2 separate regions of the Homo sapiens genome follow, and region 2 is linked to region 1. Evidence: chromatin loops called from intact Hi-C (ENCODE). Cell type or tissue: GM12878. All regions are shown on one strand. Links, peaks and the distances in the headings refer to the core of each region. The heading gives the core; the rest is flanking DNA. Region 1 has its middle 90 kb from the start of UPP2. Region 2 overlaps GALNT5 (polypeptide N-acetylgalactosaminyltransferase 5).

The links. Hi-C counts contacts between places; a loop is a spot of excess contacts. Peaks named below come from ENCODE experiments on the same cell type or tissue, not always from the same donor. Only the 100,000 strongest peaks of a DNase experiment are listed, where the experiment ranks them.
Region 2: a loop joins it to region 1, with 12 times the contacts of the local background. A loop is called at or near these places in 44 of 110 quality-filtered maps.

What each region holds. Positions count from the first base shown.
Region 1 is chr2:158,006,709-158,016,651 of GRCh38, forward strand. It overlaps a transcript of UPP2 not described here. Among named protein-coding and RNA genes, the nearest start is that of UPP2, 90 kb to the right of the region's middle. In GM12878, for the core only: a CTCF peak has its summit at 3,767 (motif pointing left); no DNase peak of the experiment used is centred there; H3K27me3 peaks cover 169 bases.
Region 2 is chr2:157,296,844-157,306,786 of GRCh38, forward strand. GALNT5 (polypeptide N-acetylgalactosaminyltransferase 5) reads left to right here. Exons shown (of 10, transcript NM_014568.3): 6 at 2,705-2,822; 7 at 3,833-4,156; 8 at 8,906-8,986. It also overlaps the pseudogene RN7SKP281. Among named protein-coding and RNA genes, the nearest start is that of ERMN, 24 kb to the right of the region's middle. RefSeq lists a silencer at 5,767-5,846. In GM12878, for the core only: a CTCF peak has its summit at 5,840 (motif pointing right); a DNase peak (open chromatin) is centred at 5,948.

The DNA.
Region 1 (9,943 bases), core at 696-8,695:
CATCTCCAGTGGGCGTCTTCCTAGGCATACTCGAGGAAGCCTTTCAATGGAATGAGCTTCTCCTTCCTGCTCTTACTCAAAGGCACTTGTCAGATCTGAAATGACACCAGATTTGCTTTCCAGAGCAGCTGTTACAAATGACTGGATTTAGAGCAAGGTATCTTTAAGACAGGGTCAGGAAAGGTGAACATTCCAAGGGGCATATTTCAGTGTGCAAGATTTTGTGTACCAGAAGGCCCTTGGTTCAATGCAAAGCCTAGTGAGGAGATTCCACACCATCCTAGTTCCCTTTGCCTTGTTTCCTTTGCCTCCCTGACTTTGACTCTGTGAGGTACCCATTTGTATCCTTCTCTGAGACTGGCATTCACCTTCCCTTTGCCAGCCTCTCTGGCAGCAGCACTCAGTAGTAATACTCATATCCTTTGCTCAGCCCTTTCTGTGTACTCATAGGCAGTGTGCTAAGTGCTTGATATGCATCATCTTATAACCCTATAATAATTCTGCGAGGCGGTGCTATCATTATACTCAGTTGACAAGTGAAAAACACCAAGTCGGAGAGACAAAGGTGTTTCCTTTCCCAGAGGTGACACATTTGATAAGGGTCAGAAGTCAGGTTTTCGTGACTTCCAAGCCCAAGCTCTTTCCACTCTGACTTCAGTCTTTTCTTGTTCCCTCTGGCTTGCACTTTCTCTTTTCAGCTCTGCATTCAGCTGACTTCCCCATAACAAATTGATCTTGCCCACTTCTCAGGTGCCCTGAGTGTTCCCTGGCAACCAGCTTGTCTTGAGGGCCTCATCTAACCATGTCATTGTGAAGTGCTCTCTGCTGCCCTGCCTGGCAACTTTTAACACCGGCCAGTTCCTTGTTCCATGCACATTTGCTAAGAGGAGCGTGGGTTTTTCACGTATTTCTCTCTCTCTCTTTTTTTTTTTTTTTTAAGACGGAGTCTTGCTCTGTCGCTCAGACTGGAGTGCAGTGGAGTGATCACTGCAACCTCCACTTCCCAGGTTCAAGCAATTCTCCTGCCTCAGCCTCCTGAGTAGCTGGGATTACAGGCACGCACCACCACATCTGGCTAGAGACAGGGTTTCAACATGTTGGTCAGCTGGTCTTGAACTCCTGACCTCGTGATCCGCCTGCCTTGGACTCCCAAAGTGCTGGGATTACAGGCCTCCCAAAGTGCTGGGATTACAGGAGTGAGTCACCGTGCCTGGCTTTTCATGTATCTCTATTTTCATTAACCAGATGCTTCTGTGTTAACATTTAAATTAAAATAAAAGCAATCAATTTTCAAGCTCAGGATCTAAGAATACATTTAAGGTCTCAAAAATGGATTGAAAAGAATGTAAATTTAACTTGTAATTGGATACATGGAAAGTTAATGGGAAGTAAAGATATTTCAAATTCAGAATCCTTTGAGGCTTTTCCTAGAGATGAGAAATTATGACTTTTAAAAAGACTTTGTGTGTTTTTAATGTATATTTGCTTATAAATATATTCGTTCATGAAACTTTGCCAGAGTGTCTCAGGAATGCCAGTCTAAAATGTAAATTTACTATTTTGAGAAGGTTATTACTTCTTCAGCTTATTAGAAATAAGCCAGTGTGAGATCAATAATTACCTTTTGGAATGCTGAATTATTTACTGTATTTGATTATTTTGTGTTGCAGGAATATAGCAGGTGTTTAGGTAGATGAATTAGAAAGAGTACCTAAATTGCTTTTACCAGTTACAGAGCAGAGTGGAGAGGAATGTTATTTGACTTAGGCTAACCTTGGAATTTTTCTTAAACACACAGTTGTTTGAGGCTTTACTCAATAAAATACTGTACTGGCACAATGAAATGGGTATCCCGTTTCCCTAAAGCTAATGACTTTCTAAAGCACTTGACTTTCCTACTGTAAGATTAGCACTATTATTTCCAGGCCAATCAATAGGCATAACTCCAAGATTAAAAGCAATTTGGATCATTATTCTCTTTTCATTACATATTCATTATTTTCTGTTTGAATAAGACCTGTAATCAGTGTTATTTACCAATCTTTATGGCGAAATTTTAAACTACTGATTGTTTCAGTCTTTGCAGGTATTAAATGCCATTTCAAATATCCTTTCAATAATTTTGTAGTTGCTAATGAAGTCCATTTTCCCAGATTTTTCAGTCCACTGAAAGAACATTGAACCCCCAAGAGTCTTTAAAAGGTATTTGTTGTTTAATTGGTGGCAGCTGTTCCTTAGAAAGTTACCTAAGTATATAAAAGTGCTTTTTCTCCCCTCTTTAATAGCTTTTTATCACCCTTTAAGGGTTATCCTTGAAATACATGCAGACTACATATGATGGTCTCCTGAAATGCTTTGATATTGCAAATTTTAAATATTATAATTCTAACACATGCAAGAAATTATAGGACAGTACCCTTTAATTTTGGATTTAATTACTAAAGCTTTAATGAAATATATTCTCTTGGCTTTCTGGCTAGATTTTTTCAGGAAAAGTTATTAGTTTATTGTAGTTAATTCTAAAGCATGTACATTCTGAATTACTTGAATACAACAGTTTTTCTGCTTTGTCCTTGAATTCTTTCCAAAAATCATAAGGTATTGGATACACACAGTAATAGCAGATTTGCTTAAATGTCGCTATTAATCCAGTTTATAACCCCTAACATTTTGTACAAGGAATTTCAGAAAGAAACCCTTACATAGACATCTAATGTCCAGAATAACCAGAGCCAAACATAATGATTTTACAGTTGAAGGATAGCCAAGACGCACATTTTCTGAGTGTGGTTTTACTGGGAGTCTGTGTGCAGATGAAATATGGCTTTTAAGAACATAATCTTCATGGAAAAGGCTTTTCTTGTCATAGCACTGGGCTGACTTTCAAGCCAAGGTCAAAGTACTTTCTGCAGGTCTATTTTTAGGTTTCCCATTTCTCAACAGAAGGCTCCCAGTTTTGAGTTAGCGCAACGCAGACTGGACTGTGCCCTAGAAGGAACAGGAATGCTTCCTCTTTGTGGCTTCCCCTGCATCTACCTGCAGACTTCTTGCTTTGCACAGCTCCAGGGTGAATGGGCATTCTCCTGCGGGCTGCCTTCTGTGGTCATCTTGCCCCAGCAAATGCTGTAGTCTCTCGTAAGGCAAAGGGCTATGCAGGGTTACTTTCCTCTTGCTTCTTTTGGATTTTCTAAAAACGTGGCTACCTTACATTATTGCTATTAATCAAGAATTTTCCAGATCTTCAAACTGCAAACCCAAGGGGGGAAAAATGAGGTCAAAGTGATTTAATTTAGATTGAGGTGGAAGACACCAGGAAACGAGTATGTTAATCAAATATATCAAATGCTATTTCTTTGTCTTTGAAATTGAATACAGAGGACATAGAAGTCTGTAAATAAATTAATAAATTAATGCATGTATTTTGGTTTTATGTTATGGCTTTTCATCGAAAGCGACAGAAGAATGAGGATGAAGAAAACCCGGAAGAAAGACAAGCAATCAACCTTGATATAGGCGGAAAATATCTACTATAATAATTATGTATCACTTTCCCAAAAAGGAACACTAGATTGTTAAAAAGAGTAATCCCTGAATTTGTTATAAGTAGTGCTTTGATTTTATGAATATATGTTCTTAAAATATTTTCCTTTCCTTATTTTCTAGTGAGGAAAGATTTAAATATCCTATCCTGGATGCTGGAAACTGTTGCATCCTCTTCCCGCCAACCATTAACTTTTACTTCCTTGCATAACAGCCCCATCTTGTGGTTGTTTGTAAATTTTCCACTAAAGATATGTTGCATTTTCACAGTTACGGGCATAAGTGGAATCCTCCCTTTTACCTTTCCTAGTAGGCTGAATCAAATTAAGCAGGAAAGAAGAACGGGTATGCATGAATTCAATTTAAAAGGCCAAAAACTGGTGAGGGAAATACAGGGCAGGTATTCAACAAGGATTGTTTGCATTAATGTTAAGTGAAGGCACAGTTATATTAATAGGTAAAAGGTAATACAATGAGTTCCCTCCAATGAGAGCATCATTAGCTCCCTCTTTTTCTTTTTTTTTTTTTTTTTTTTGAGACAGAGTCTCGCTCTGTCACCCAGGCTGGAGTGCAGTGGCACAATCTGGGCTCACTGCAATCTCTGCCTCCTGGGTTCAAGTGATTCTGGTGCCTTAGCCTCCCTAGTAGCTGGGACTACAGGTGCACGCCTCCATGCCCAGCTGATTTTTGTATTTTTAGTAGAGACGGGGTTTCTCCATGTTGGCCAGGCTGGTCTCGAACTCCTGACTCAAATGATCCACCCACCTCGACCTCCCAAAGTGTTGGGATTACAGGTGTGAGCCACAGTGCCCGGCCTCCTCCCTCATTATCTTAATAAAGCTTCTGATCTGGCACCTGTCTGCTTCACTAGGCCAAGGAGGCTTACCAGAGCTCATACAGAGCGCTGCAATTCCAAACCCTTGTGCTGGGGAACACCCTTTGGTTTCACACGGCAGAAATACAATAGGAAATAGCTTCAGAAGAATGCGAAGGTAATGACTCAGGTAACCAGACAGCCAGAAGGACAGAGGAAATGGGTGATTCAGAAAGACCTGACACAGGGTTCTGAATGCCAGCAGGACTCTTTCTCCCTCCTGCGTCTCTGAGTGTTTTGCTCATTGTCTTTTTCCCCTCTGCTTCTTTTCTGGCTCTTTACAGTTTCCAGGCTCACATCTGGGCTCATGGCTCTCTAACTGGAGAGAAGGAGCCCTCCTTTCCCATAAAGTTTTGAAAAAAAGCTAGGGAAGAAGTCTGATTGGCTTGTTTTGGGCCACATGACCACCCTTTGATCAATTGCAATGGTCAAGGGAGCTAGGCTCAGCTTGGGTAAGTTGTCCACCACTGAAGGGAACCAATCACTGTGGAGGAGGATGTAGGGTCATGTGAAAAGATCAAGTTTTCACACAGAACACTTGTCTGGAGGGAGGGAGGGAGGGAAGGAGCCATTTGTTTAAAGAAGGAAGAGATGAATAAACCAACTTGGCTAATTGAAACAAACAGACTTCCTCCTTTCCTCTCCTGTCTATGCCTGGCACATCACTCAACAAATATTTGCTCGATAAATGAAAGATTTTCTAATTGAATAGAAGATCCTAGGGTAGGTGTAAATGGTAGTGGGGTGGGGATAGGGGTGTGTTTGCTATTTCCTGGAGCTGAAGAAACCACAAGGTTCCTTTCCTTCTAAAATTCTGGGTTTTTCCACTCCCTGGCTATGGCCGTATATGGTCTCCCCTCTTGCTTAGAGCTTACACCAAGAATGCTGGTTTTCATCTACTTGACTCAGTGAGCATCTTTTTTATCCTTTGGGTATCTTCTCCTCTGCGGTCCTGCCTTTAGTGTTTGCATGCTCACTCTCTGAGCCTCCCTGTACTCTCTGCCCGCATAGACCAGTACATGTAAGCCTTTTAAAAAAGAGTTTGATTGCTAATCACTCTGAGGAAAAGAGAAAATTTTAAGAACAGAATAAGCATGAGGAAGTTTCAAAGGTTCAATAATCTTTCTGAATTGTTTCTACCTTTTTTTTTTTTTTTTTTTTTTTTTGAGAGGGGGTCTCCAGTTGCCCAGGCTGGAGTACAGTGAAACGATCTCGGCTCGCTGCAACCTCTGCCTACCGGATTCAAGTGATTCTCCTGCCTCAGCTTCCCGAGTAGCTGCGATTACAGGCACGTGCCACCACACCTGGCTGATGTTTGTATTTTTAGTAGAGACGGGTTTTCACCACATTGGCCAGGCTGGTCTCAAACTCCTGACCTCAAGTGATCCACCCACCTCGGCCTGCCAAAGTGCTGGGATTACAGGTGTGAGCCACCGTGCCTAGCTGATATAATTTTAAAATTATGAATAACATTGTGATAAATTATCTTGTGATATTTAACCACATCTTTGATCCTTAAAAGAGATTCCTGGAAACAGAATTATTAAAGCATACAAATATTTTTATTATAAATTTATTTATTTCCCTCATTATACCAATTTTTAGAAAATACTAATACATAGAAGAAAATATAATTTATGAAGTCACTACAAGGAGATGGTAACTATTTTGTTGGATCATGTTTTTATGTGTACATATACTTTAAACAAAACAATAATTACAAAGACACTTTAATAATCTTTATTCACTTAAACTCAAAATAACTTATTACTAAAAATTTTAAGTGATGATCTCATACCCTACTATATGGAGAAATATTATAATAAAATTCATCAATGCCCCATTGTTGAATATTTAGATTGTTTCGAATTTAAGCTATTGTTATTATTATTTTTTTTTTTGAAATAGATTCTTGCTGTTGCCCAGGCCGGAGTGCAGTGGTGCAATCGTAGCTCCTGGCCTCAAGCAATCCTCCCATCTCAGTCTCCCGAGTAGCTAAAACCACAGGTATTGCCACCAAAACTGGCTAATTTTTTTAAAAAGTTTTATTTTTTGTGGAGATGGAGTCTCACTATGTTGCACAGGCTGGTCTCAAACTCCTGGCTTTAAGTGATCCTCTGACTTCGGCCTCCCAAAGTGCTGGCATTACAGGCATGAGCCATCACACCTGGCCAATAATTCTTTTTCATGAATTTTAATGCACATATCCAACGTGGACATGAGGATGCATTAAAGGGGCATTATAACTCTTACAGCTTTAGGCATATGGGCATCCATTTGTGCTCTTGCCTGGGCTTTACCAATGTTAGGGGTTGGCCTGGCTGCCAAGGCCCAGGTATTTAATTCTAGATGTGGAAAGGCTTGGGGAAGAGGGGATTAGTAAGATGAGAAGACAGCACATCATTTGTGACTTTTTCTCTCTTGCTCTGGTAAAATGTAAACAGAAGCAAAACCTCAGGTTGGGAAGCCAGCAGTGTAATTTGGCAACTCACTCGGAAGAGATGTGTTTGATGAGGAAGAGGTGAGATGATGGATACAGAGTTCCTGCGTGGCAACAGGCACTCAATAAATAGTTATTTTTCCTGAGAAGGAGAAGGGCGAGGCACCTTTACATATCTGGACAAAAACACCTTTAAGCAGCAGTAAAACCTAAAGGAAGAACAGCACACTAGCACATGCAGATGAAGGAAAGAAAGCTTTGTGCGGCTTGCTTGTGTGAACGACAAGCCCAGGGGTTTTGTTTTCTTGTGTTTACGTAGGAAAATCACAGACAGGGACTTCCCAAGAGACTGTTTCTCTTAGCCACTGTCTGCTCCTAACAGTTACAAGAACTGTTCTTCCTCCCACAGCTGTGGCAGAAGCCTGCTTCTGCAGGGTCTCTGATGGGGAAGAACTGAGCTGTTTAGGATTGAACTGCCCACCTACTGTTAAGTAATGTTCTGTCTGTAACACAGGATTTCCACTTAGGAAAATGTGCTGTACATTTGGCTGCAGCATTTACTACGCATCTGCTTTACAAGCCTGTTCTGCAGCTCCAAGGCCTAACTCCAAACTGGCAAATGGTCTCTGAAGACTGCCATCAGAAAGAGCCAGGCCAGAGTTGGGATGGGGCAGGGTTAGCAACTAGTCTACTAGGAGGTCTGGTGGAATCAATTAGGAAAGTTAAGCAGGGGAGCTCATCAGCGGCTGATTGCCTCTCCTAGAACAACCCCAGCTCGCAAATACTCTCCAGAATCATTCAGGGAGCAGTGGGTCTGTAGAACTGGCCCTGCTGCAGTATTAAGCTGGAAGGTAGTAAATTCTTCTTATGGGCTTCCTTGAATCTGAGCTAAAGCCACAATTTCCTTAATAGTTTTCCAATAGCACTCCATCTCTTATTAAAAAGTACAGTTAATCTGGACCTTCCCTCCCACTCCCCTGTAATGTCAGAAAAGAAATGTGTTTCTGAAAATAAATGCTTCTTTTGCTGCGTGGCTATATTTCTTCAGGACTGTGGTTAGCAAATTGCTGCTGCACAACATAAAACCAAGCAATGAAACATAAGACATATGCCTTCTATAATACACTACTGATTAATACAGCTATTCTCTATCAAAAATACAAAAAGAGCCCCACCCAAATAGAGATCATGCCAACTTCCACCACATCTTCTCCCTCCACCCCATAACAAAACACCCAAATCATTCAGTTTCCTAGGGAAATTTGGTTCTAAGCAACTCTTGAATCACAAATTACTTTTGAAAATGATGCTTATATTCCAAAAGAATCCTTAGATTCTATGGTGATAGATTATTTTGCAATGCCTAGCCATTCTGATATGTAGGAAGCAGAAAACTTGGTCCAGCAACAATAAAGAGAATAAAATTACCTGTATTCCTATCCCATAATACATCTTTTGAGCACAATTTAATTAATCTTCATTATGATCATTAGAGAAACTAACAGATTTAAAATTATAATTAAACAAAAACACACAATGTCAAATTTACCATCTTAACCATTTTAAAGTATACAGTTTAGTAGTGTTAAGTATATTCACATTCTTGTTAAACAGATCTCCAGAACTTTTTATCTTGCACAACTAAAACTCTATACCCATTAAACAACAACTTCCCACTCCCCCTTTCCCAGCTCTTGGCAGCCACCACTCTACTTTCTGTTTCTATGAATTTAACTACTTCAGATACCTCATATAAGTGGAATCATACAGTATTGATCTTTTTTTGTGACTGGCTTATTTCACCTAACATGATATCCTCAAGGTTCAACCATGTTACAGCATGTGACATAATTTCCTTCCTTTTTTAGGCTGAATAATAATCCACTGTATGTATATGCCACATTTTGTTTATCTATTCATCTGTTGTTGGATATCTAGATTGCTTCTATTTCCTAGCTATTGTGAATAGTGCTGCTGTGAACATGGATGTGCAAATATCTCTTTGAGACTCTAGTTATATACGGATGTGGTTTTGCTCTGTGTTCCCACCAAATCTCATCTTGAATTGTAATCTCCACGTGTCAGGGGAGGGGCCTGGCGGGAGGTGACTGAATCATGGGGCAGACTTCCCCCTTGCTGTTCTTGTGATAGTGAGCTCTCACAAGATTTGGTTGTTTGAAAGTGTGTGGCACTTACCCCTTTGCTCTCTGTCTCTCTCTCCTGCTCCACCATGGTAAGATGTGCCTGCTTCCCCTTCAACTTCCACCATGATTGTAAGTGTCCTGAGGCCTCCCAGCCATGCTTCCTGTACAGCCTGTGGAACTGTGAGTCAATTAAACCTCTTTTGTTCATAAATTACCCAGTCTCAGGTAGTTCTTTATAGTGGTATGAAAAAGGACTAACGCATATACCCAGAAGTGAAATTGCTGGGTCATATGGTAATTCTATTTTTAATTTTTTGGAGAACCACCACACTATTTTCCATGGCAGTAGCCCCATTTTGTAATGCCACCAACAGTGCACAAGGGCTCCAGTTTCTCCACATCCTCACTAACACTTGTTTAAAAAAAAAAAAACTAACAGATTTTTTTTTTAAATTACTTTTTCTTGATGTCAATTAAGAAAATATTTCTAAATTGTCCCATTTCATTAAGACTGTCTTTTAGTGCCCATTGTGTTTATTGAATACTTTATAGGGATCAAGTTGTCTCATAAAGGGCTCACCTTTCATAGAGGTTTATGGATGACTTATATTAGCAAAAAAAATTCTTGTGAATTAGATGATTTTTTTTTTTGAGACAGAATTTCGCTCATGTTGCCCAGGCTGGAGTGCAATGGTGCTATCTCAGCTCACTGCAACCTCCACCTCCTGGGTTCAAGCGATTCTCCTGCCTCAGCCTCCCAAGTGGCTGGGATTATAGACACCCGCCACCAAACCCAGCTAATTTTTGTATTTTTAGTAGAGACAGGGCTTCACCATGTTGACCAGGCTGGTTTTGAACTCCTGACCTCAAGTGATCTGCCTGCCTCGGCATCTAAAGTGCTGTATTACAGGTGTCAGCCACTGCACCCAGCCCTGGGTCTAGGTT
Region 2 (9,943 bases), core at 1,268-9,267, 710 kb before region 1:
AAGTGCAAATTAAAAGTAAATAATGGTAATAGAAATATCATTCTAATGATAGCAATGGTTAGGATTTTCTTTTACAGCCTAATCCTACCCCCTCCATGAGAAAAGTGCCAAATTCTATGAATAAATTTAAAAATTGATTCAGAAGCTGGATATGAATTCAAGTTTGGGCTTTTATTTCCAAGAAACTGCATTGAAGAACACAGCTTAGACTTGAAGCTGAAGTGGAGGCTTCCTATTACTTCTTCAGAATATAAGCCTGCAGCACAAGCATTAAGCCAGCCACAGGAAGAGCTGCAGGGGGCTTAAACTTTCCCTGTTGTAGTGACCACTTAAACAGACACAAGTAAGCCAGCCCCAACAGAAAGCCAAGCCCAGACCGTGCACCGAAGCGTGTTTTCCCCAAACTTACCCCTCAATCAGTCATACCCGCCTTCCTTGCCAGGTGTGATGCCTTCAGAATTATTCCACCAAGCAAAGAAGTGAAGGTTCTACCATTTATTGAGCACTCTGTGCCAGGCACCTAACTCTCTTCCTAACTCTAGGAGGGAGGTGGAAGAATTCACCTTAAAGAGATGGGGAAATTTAGACTTAAAAGCATTAAGTAATTTTCCCAGGAATACGCAGCTAATCAAAGAAGAATTTGAGACTCAAACCCAGAATTACCTGGATTTAACACTCTTATTCTGAACCTACACCTAAAGAACCTCTGCTCTTTCCATACTCTCATGTTGAGGGCCAATGTAGTGGTTGAGTTCAGACTATATTCAACATAATGTTAGGACGAGAATGCGTTCTGGATAGTCTAGTAGGAAAATTGGAGAGCAGAAAGAAAATGAACATAAATGGTGGCGGAGGGGAGAGAGGTGTGGGACAGGAATTATCTCCCCCTTGAGATCACTGTATACCCTAAGCACAAAGCAGGCTCTCCACAGAAACTACTTTAGCTGGCTGAGTGGTGACCACCATAGGAAGTGATTCCAGTCTTGGCTAACTGCTGACTAAAATGTAGTTTCTATCCTCCATGATCAATATTATTAGTGAAGGTTCTGGAGACAGTTTGAATCTCAACTGTACCACTGAGAAGTGGTATGAGCTTGAAAAGGTTACTTATCATCTTGAGCCTCTGTTTTTTTATTTTTACATAAAGACTCATAAAAGTAGCTGCTACTTCGATTGTTTTAAGAACTGAATCAGATAACATATAAAGTGCTTTGAAAGGTGCTTGCCATATAACACGCTGTCAGTAAAGTTTGTGTGTGGTTGTGAGGCAGGAGAATAGGGTCTGGAGGCAAGAAGCTTAAGGCCAATTCATGCCGACTTCCTAAAGCTGAATCAAGGAAAAACACCAAGGTCTGGGGGCAGGGAATCTAAGGCCAATTCCTGCTGACTTCCCAAACCTGGATCAAAAGGAAAACACCTGGGTCTAGGGGCAGGGGATCTAAGGCCGATTAACACCCACTTCCTAAAGCTAAACCAGAAGGAAAACCCCATTTCCCCACACCCGAGTAACAAAGGATCAACGGCTACTCTCCCTACAGCCCTCCCCTTCCACCACATCTCAGAAGGAAAGGGAGAGTCTCTGCCTTGGACTGGCCAAGCAGGGACCTTCCCTTCATCTGCACAGGGCGCCAATTCACCGCAGCCTTTCATTAGCCAACCAAATCCTCCATCCAGATAAGGGGCAGCTGGTAGGGACCTCGAAAGGAGTACTTGAAACCCAGAAAACTTGGTAACCCGGCCCTTGAACCGTTTGCTCCGGCCCACTCCCACCCTGTGGAGCGCTTTCCCGCTTTAACGAATCCCTGCTTGTGCCGCTTCGTTCATGTGTTTCGTTCCTTTGTTAGTGTGTTTTGTTCAACTCTTTGTTCAAAATACCCAGAACCTGGACAACTCACTCTCACGGCCTTCCTTCCAGTAACGGCTGAGAGGCAGTACAGTGGAGTGAGTGGCACAGCGTCCCCTCAGACTGCCCAGAGCAAACCCAAGGTGTCTACTGTCCTTGGGAAAGTTTCTTACCTTCTCCGTGTTGCCAATTCCTGAGCGCTTGCTTGGAGGTTCTAGTAGAGAGCGCAGCTACTCATATACCCTTGACGGAAGACCGGAAGACCGGAAGACCGGAAGACCAGAAGACCGGAAGACCGGCCCTCCTCTATCAGGGATGGTCGTCCTCTTCCACAGAGCGCGCAGCTTTCGGGAGGGACGCACATGGAGCGGTGAGGGGGGAAGGAGACAGCCGCCTAGCCAGCTAGATCAGCCGAATCAACCCTGGCAATCAATGGGCTGACAGATGTTGCAGCCAGATCGCCCTCACATCCAGTGTTGCAGATTCTTAATAATTGCACACACAAGATTTTTTGTGAAGTCTGGGCTGGAATATATATATAATACTTACAATAGTGCCTGATACTCCCTTAGCCCTGAATAAGTGTTAAAAATAACATTCCTGGACAGTTTGTGTCACAGTATAAAGGACAAATAATACTAGTTCCAGGATGCATCTTTGCTGAACCTAATCTAGCTCTGCCACCATGATCCAGGGATCGCATCACTTAAGCCCTATTTGTGACTCCATCCCAGGGCTTCCCTGCATCAGGTAGCTATTCTGAAAAGCCTCCTACCTCCCGTACAGATGTACAGAGGAACAACTCTAAAAGTCGAGCTTTCATGAGATGCAAGTTTAAAAAACAAACTTTTCTTTTTGTAGGTGCCCTGTCATGGCTGGTGGATTGTTTTCTATTGACAAAAGTTACTTTTTTGAACTTGGAACATACGACCCTGGCCTTGATGTTTGGGGTGGGGAAAATATGGAGCTCTCATTCAAGGTATTACCAGGTGTTTCCCAACTTTTCTTTACGATAATGAGTTAATCAATTTTAAATGGTTTGATTTTACTACCATAATCAGGTATGTGACTGCCACTGAGAGGAAATTTCACAGAAATTTTAGGGTCTCTGGATTAATTTTTTCATATCTCAGATTGAATTTGGAAGAATCAATTGCTGTCATAAAATTTATTAGCATTCCCTAATATTTCACAACACCATTTCTGCTTATAAATATGGGGGAAATGACTTTCTGCCACTCAGAGTAAATGCTGTGGGAGTCATACGTGCTACAAAATAACTCTCCTGGAACATCTGTCTAGAATGTTGGAAGGAATAGACTCAATCTGTAATGGATCATCTTAGAGAACACAAATGACAGAAGTACATTAAAATACCTCTAAAGCAGGTCACCAACAGGTCAGGTGTGCCTTATAGTACAGCTCCTTTGGGCACTTTATACAATCTATTATACAATCATTGATTAACTTCTGAGAAAGCCTTGGCAACAGCAGTAGTAGAGAGTGTCCAAAAAGTAATTGCTTTCCTATTGGGTGGGTGTTCTGTATGTATGTAAAAGGGTGTAATTTTGGAGCTGCTGATCATGAAGGATGGTTTTGAGTTGTGTTCCACAAGCCTTTTGGTTCTTCCCAAAAATGAGAGTAGAGGAACGTGAACAAATGGACATCTATACTTCTTTCCCTGATTCAATCAAAACAAGAACTCATGTTTTACAAAATGGGATTCTGTGAAGATTTATTTACAAATTAAAAAAAACTTACATTGAAAGTTAGGAAAGAAAAAATTACATTTTACTAATCCTAAAATGATCCACAGCAATACACAAAATTAAATAAGCCTGTTGAGTTTGATTTTCTATTGCAAAAGTGTTTTTGAAGTTGAGTATTACTTCAGGTAGGGGGAAACAAGGTGGTTTCTTGTCATTGTTAAGTGCCGATGATTTGTGGATAATCATTTGATAATTGATGCTTATCATCAAATTCTTCCAGGTGTGGATGTGTGGTGGTGAAATTGAGATCATTCCCTGCTCCCGAGTGGGCCATATATTCAGAAATGACAATCCATATTCCTTCCCCAAAGACCGGATGAAGACAGTGGAGCGGAACTTGGTGCGGGTTGCCGAGGTCTGGCTGGATGAGTATAAGGAGCTGTTCTATGGCCACGGAGACCACCTCATCGACCAAGGGCTAGATGTTGGCAACCTCACCCAGCAAAGGGAGCTGCGAAAGAAACTGAAGTGCAAAAGTTTCAAATGGTACTTGGAGAATGTCTTTCCTGACTTAAGGGCTCCCATTGTGAGAGCTAGTGGTGTGGTAAGTTCAAGTGGCAATTTAAAATCTTACTCCATAAAAACAAAACACAAAATCTCTTTCAAAAATGTGTGGAAAGAATGAGTAATTACATTATAAATAAACACCAAGTATGAGCAAAGATGGGACAAAGCATGGCTGAGAATTAAATATAGGTAAACTTGAGGAAGGCTACCAAGTGGTCATGTTCATTGATTAACTCAACAGATATCTATTGAGTATCCGTAGATCTGGGAGTATTTCAGACTTGGATTACAGGGTGATGAATGAAGTAGACTTGGTTCCTTCCTTGTGGAGCTTAATTTGGGTAGAGAAGAAAGATTATAAACAAATAAGCAAGTCAAGTGTAAATACAAAATATAATAGCTCTCATTTAGGGAACAGGCCACAGTTGATGACTCCTCAGTTAGAGTGGCTGAGAAATCCTCTCTGAGAAGGAGACTTTGTAACTCAGGCCTAAAACACTAAGTGTCAGTCAGCCAAGCTCTAAAGAAGAGTGCTAGGCAGAGGGTAAAGGTCACGTAAAGCCCTAAGACAGGTGAGTGTTCTCCATCCAAGCACTGGAAAGAAGACGAATGTTGTCAGGGTGTGAAGGAGGGAAGAATGGCACCAGATGAAGGTGAAGAGGAAGGAAGGAGCCAGATCACACAGGTCCTTGTAAGCAAAGTAAGGATTTTATTTCTTTCCTTCCTTCTTTCCTGCCTTGCTTCCTTCTTTCTTCTGAAAGCAGTGGGAAGTTATTGAGCAGAGTTAAGCAAGGGGGTGATAAGATTTAATTGGGGTTTGTAAAGATTTCAAAGAGGAACTTAAAATAACAGAAAATATCAGAGAATAGCAGATAACATTCCAGGGCATGAAGGATGGTATCCAAAGGGAAGAAGCTAAGCCAGATAAGGTAGCCAGAGTACAAGGCTGAGAAAACATCAAGAAAGAGGAGAAGCTGGGGAAAAGCCATTTCAAACCCCTTCTAGGAGTGAAGCTGCATTTGAAGAGGATGGTAAGACACGTGGGTTTAGATATGATTAGTCAAGCCTTCAGCTGGGGTTCTTAGACAGTCATGCTTATTTCTAATCTTTTATTTCTAATTTAATTTGACTTATAACTAACCCCAGTGTTTTTGTTTTATTTCAGCTTCCTTTTTCTTCATCCAAGAAATTCTTTAAAAATGTGACCATTAGTTATCCCGCCCTTTTAGGCCAAATTTTTTCAGTTCTTCTTGAGAGTGGATTATACCATGCTTTCTGTCTGGAAAATCTCCTGATAGCAAAAACTTACTATAATATTCCCCCTTGAAAGTATTCGGGAAATCCAGGAAAGCTATGAAAGACAAGAAACTAGTCTTAAAAAAATGGTTCTGTTTTTTACAAAATTCAACTGATAAATAAGTTTATGTGACCTGTTTTTAGATAACGCACTGTATTATAAAATTGCCATTTTTATGGGTCCAAATAGAATGGCAGCTACTTTAAGTGGCTCAACCTGGTAACTTATCAGACATTTTGGATTTATATACACTGTTCAAATAACAACATGTCAAATATAACTGTAAAATAAATTTACAATTTTTAATTTCAACCGCTGAGCAGAAAAAAAAAAAAGAAAGGAATTTCCACTATTCTAATATTTCCCATTCCAGCAACGCAGAATCTCAGTCAGAGTAATAATAAGCTTTAACCACCAGAGGGCACTAGAAAACTACCTTTGGGCTCCGCTGTTGCGCTAACCTGAGTGAGTTCCTATGAAATTTCTGGAGAGCTCTCCTAATGAAACAGCCTTCTGCTGATGCCTCCGCTATACTATATCAAAATGCACCAAGTATTTTAAAAAGTGATTTTAACAAATTCCTTCTATTTTCCTTTGTTGTCTTCCTTAAACAAATTTCAGTGAAGATGTAGTTTGCTCCCTTCTGAAGCAAACCAGCAGGGAGCGTTATTAACATTTTTAAAAAATTAGGACCTTTCTCCAGGTAATTTACAACAAATTAAGTAGATCATTATTTTAGATAGACAATCGTGGAAAGTTCCAAGAAAATAAACTCCACAACTTCTTTTTGTTACTTGCTTCGTTTCCCTTCTTTCAACCTCCACTACGGAATTTAGATCCAGTGAAAGTTTTGTGTTTTGTAATAAGAACAAACATTTTCTTATCGAACCAACAATATTTGAAGCTAATAATCTCACCAATAATGTATTTTTCACTGGATTAAACTGCTGGCAAACAGTCTATAGCTCCGTTTCCCTTTTTTCAACCTCCACAAGCAGAAATTTAAATCCAGTGAAAGTTTTGGTTTTTTGTAATAAGAAGAAATATTTTCTTATTGAAACGACAACATTTGAAGCTAATGAAAGAATCTCACCAATAATGTATTTTTACACTGGATTAAACCGCTGGCAAATAGCCTAATGTTTAACAATTCTGTCATAAATTGTGCGGAATGTCTACTTCCTAAATTGGAAAATGAAATAATACAACATGGATAATTTAAAATTCATACACTGCCTATTTTTTTTAAAGATTAAAATGGTTTACAGTAAAAACATGGATCAATTATTTTTAAATAAAAAGGAAAATTCTGAAAACAACTAATAATGAAATGAAGAATAACAATTCCAAAACACTTCAGAGATGATGTCTATATGAAGAAAAGTATTAGGTTGGTGTAAAAGTACCTTCCATGGCAAAAACCTCAATTAAATAGTTTCCTCAGTAATTTCTAAGAAAAAGGAAAAAAAAATCTTCAGGTCAAATGAGGGAGGGACATGTAAGGGACAGAAAAGTTTTATCTTTCCTTCCAATGCTTTTCGGTTCTTGGAAGGATTATACAAAATAGACACAAATAGTTAAACAGGGGGTTCCCAAACACTGTCCTGACCAATGTTACTTGTGCTGTCTCAGGGTTCCATGGTCAAGCACATTTGAGAAACATTTGTACAACATTCTGACAGCAAGCTGAACATTAACACCCTGAAGATTTTGAGAAGTTCTGGAGTAGAACCACCTGTTCGGCTCTGTGGAAACCAGAATTTTCCAAATTTGTTTGAAGATAGAATATTTCTGCATGATCCACAAATACAGGAGCTTACATAATATTTATCTCTGCTTCAGTACAGAGAGCAATTGCAGCATGCTTTCCTTCCTTTAAGCCCCGAGATTATTCTACCTTCATGTCTTTCTATTCACCTTCCTCTCTGAAGTTCAGGGGTGGGACTGTGGGGGCATTGAATCCTTCTGTGCCTTGTGATGCCCACATTTACTAACAGTGAGCTGTCTCCTCCCATATTTGTCATTTTAAATTGCTAATAGAGCTTTCTCTGAGGATTTTTGATAGAGATTCCATCCTTCCATAGTTGCTTTGTTTCTGCCTGTGCCAGGCACCTCAGAAGTAATTAACAACCTGGTACTATTTTTAATGTTTGTTTCTATGCCTTGAAAGTCTGTGATGGTTCCTATCCAAGGCAGGTGGTGTAAATATTCATCTCAAATCCAAATGAAGCCTGGTGTAAAGTTTCAGATTCTCAGGGACAATCCAGCTTCCTTGTTTTCTCCCTTTGCTAATGGGCAAATTGTTTTTCCCAGTGCAGCATTCAACTGAAGATCTGTTTTTCCGCTGTTATGTGGAAGACCTGAATTCCAGATTTTTGGTTTACACATACCTCTGTTTTTCTTCCATCCATATGAGGGAACAAGTCTTTCTTGCCAACCTTTGCAAGTTTCCCTGTAGCCTTTAATTTTTTCCGCATATTCTGATCCCTGAAGATGTCCCTTACTTTCTTGTTCACTAAGCTAAGCATGTAAAATTGAGGACCAATGTACTGAGCCCCCTTTTATGAAGTCTGGCAATTCTGTGAGCATCCAGTCTGCATCAGTGCAGCACCCTGAGTTAGAGCTCTTTGTTAGGCATCATAGAACAGGAAGGACACAAATAGTGTCCCTGGCAACAAAGACTTCAGCTCCTCCCAGCTCAGGAGGCTTTCCCAGGACATGTCCTATAGATTCGGCTCTGCACAGCTGTTCGAGAAATCTGAAAACCCTAAGTTGCACTGTTAACCCATCATCTTGTTAGCCCTGCCCAGGATGTCAAAGGGGGAAAGGAAATCAACATTTTTCTGCATTAAATGGTGACTTAAAGAAAGCTACCTCCATATTTGACCCTGTAAATCCATTAAAAACCTGGGGGCCTGCCAGAAAGTGCCTTTATGCTTGGCTCTGTATTAGCTTTCGTGACTTTCCTATAATGAATTGTAGCTTGCTTGGGTCATTAAGAAGATTCTGACAGGGAATCAGCTGGAATCTGCTGTTCTTTGAAGGACTCAATTTATCTATGATTCAGTGCTTAAGCAGTCAAAAGGCTTGAAGGGGTCAGTCAGGGAACATAGCTCATAACTCTTATAGGTGCATTGACTTTTAGTATATGCATTAGATAAACTTAAGACAAGAAAATAATTACTTTTCTTGCCACCTTTGCTCATTTGTTATTTAGCATTCCAGGCAAGGGTTAATTAAAAGCTTCTGTGTGTTGGCTCTATGGCTGATCACAGGCCAAAATTAACAGATTGAAGCTGTACTATTACAAGATTACATTATGTCTCTGTTAGAGATAGCAACCAATAAAACTGGATAGTGCTAAGTAATGCTAAGCTATTAACTTTTAACCTTATTATAGTTTTATATTCTGTATTTTCTAAATGTGTCTGAATGTCTTGTTTTACTTTAAAATATTTTGTAATTCCTGTTTCGTATTTTGCTTTTTAGCTTATTAATGTGGCTTTGGGTAAATGCATTTCCATTGAAAACACTACAGTCATTCTGGAAGACTGCGATGGGAGCAAAGAGGTATGCTAAACTGTTTTCTATCTCATGGTAGCTGATAGGTGCAGGGTATGACACATTCATTGCTCAACTGAGAAATTCATCTTTGCCCAACAGAAAAATAATTTTCTAAATTTCTTTGTAAAAAGAGAGTCCACCACTAAACACAAAGACAGTGACTAAGGGAATAAAGGTGTGGGTCCTGCAGTCAACTCACTGGGTCCAGAATGAATCCAGTCCTGGCACCATCATTTGCAAAAGCGTGTTAACGTCTGCAGATTCCTTAACCTTTGGGTAAATGGTAGTGATAATCATGCCTACTTTTAGAACTGGTGTGAGGCTGGAGTTAGGTAATACATATGAAGCATGTAGAACAATACCTAATGCTTACTGCTCTGTAAATGTTTGCTGTAATAATAATAAAGATAAAAATGTAAAAAATGCATAACATAGATAAAGATACTAAAGAGACAACATATTTCTAAATAATCATTCTAAGGAAGCAGTCTTATTGTCTGATTCCATTCTTCTTTCCCCTCATTTTCCCGCATTTTAAGGGAGTAATGGAAATAACCAAATCCATGATCCATGGTAGAAACTCCTATAGGAAAACTCCCCAAACTCAGAGCGCAATGGTTAGTAGAGGGAGTCGGGCCAGGAAGCAGGGAATAGAGACTCCTTCCACAGTGCTGGAGGTGAGCTCTGAGTGATTACACTTCCCTCTCTAACATACATTCCTTAACAGTTCTGTGTTTGTGGAAACAGTTATTGGTTTGAGTGGCAAATAGGACTCAGAGGAAAATGGATTCATGAATAGAAATCAGTTCCCAAAATTGCAGATTGTTCTTTGGTACAGAGATTATTTTGCAATGGTAATCTAGGCTTGTTAAGTCTTACATCTTTGCTTTGACTTCAAGATACTGTTTATATTTTTTGGTGCATCCCATCTCTACCTCTTAACTCAGAGCTACTACTAGAAGA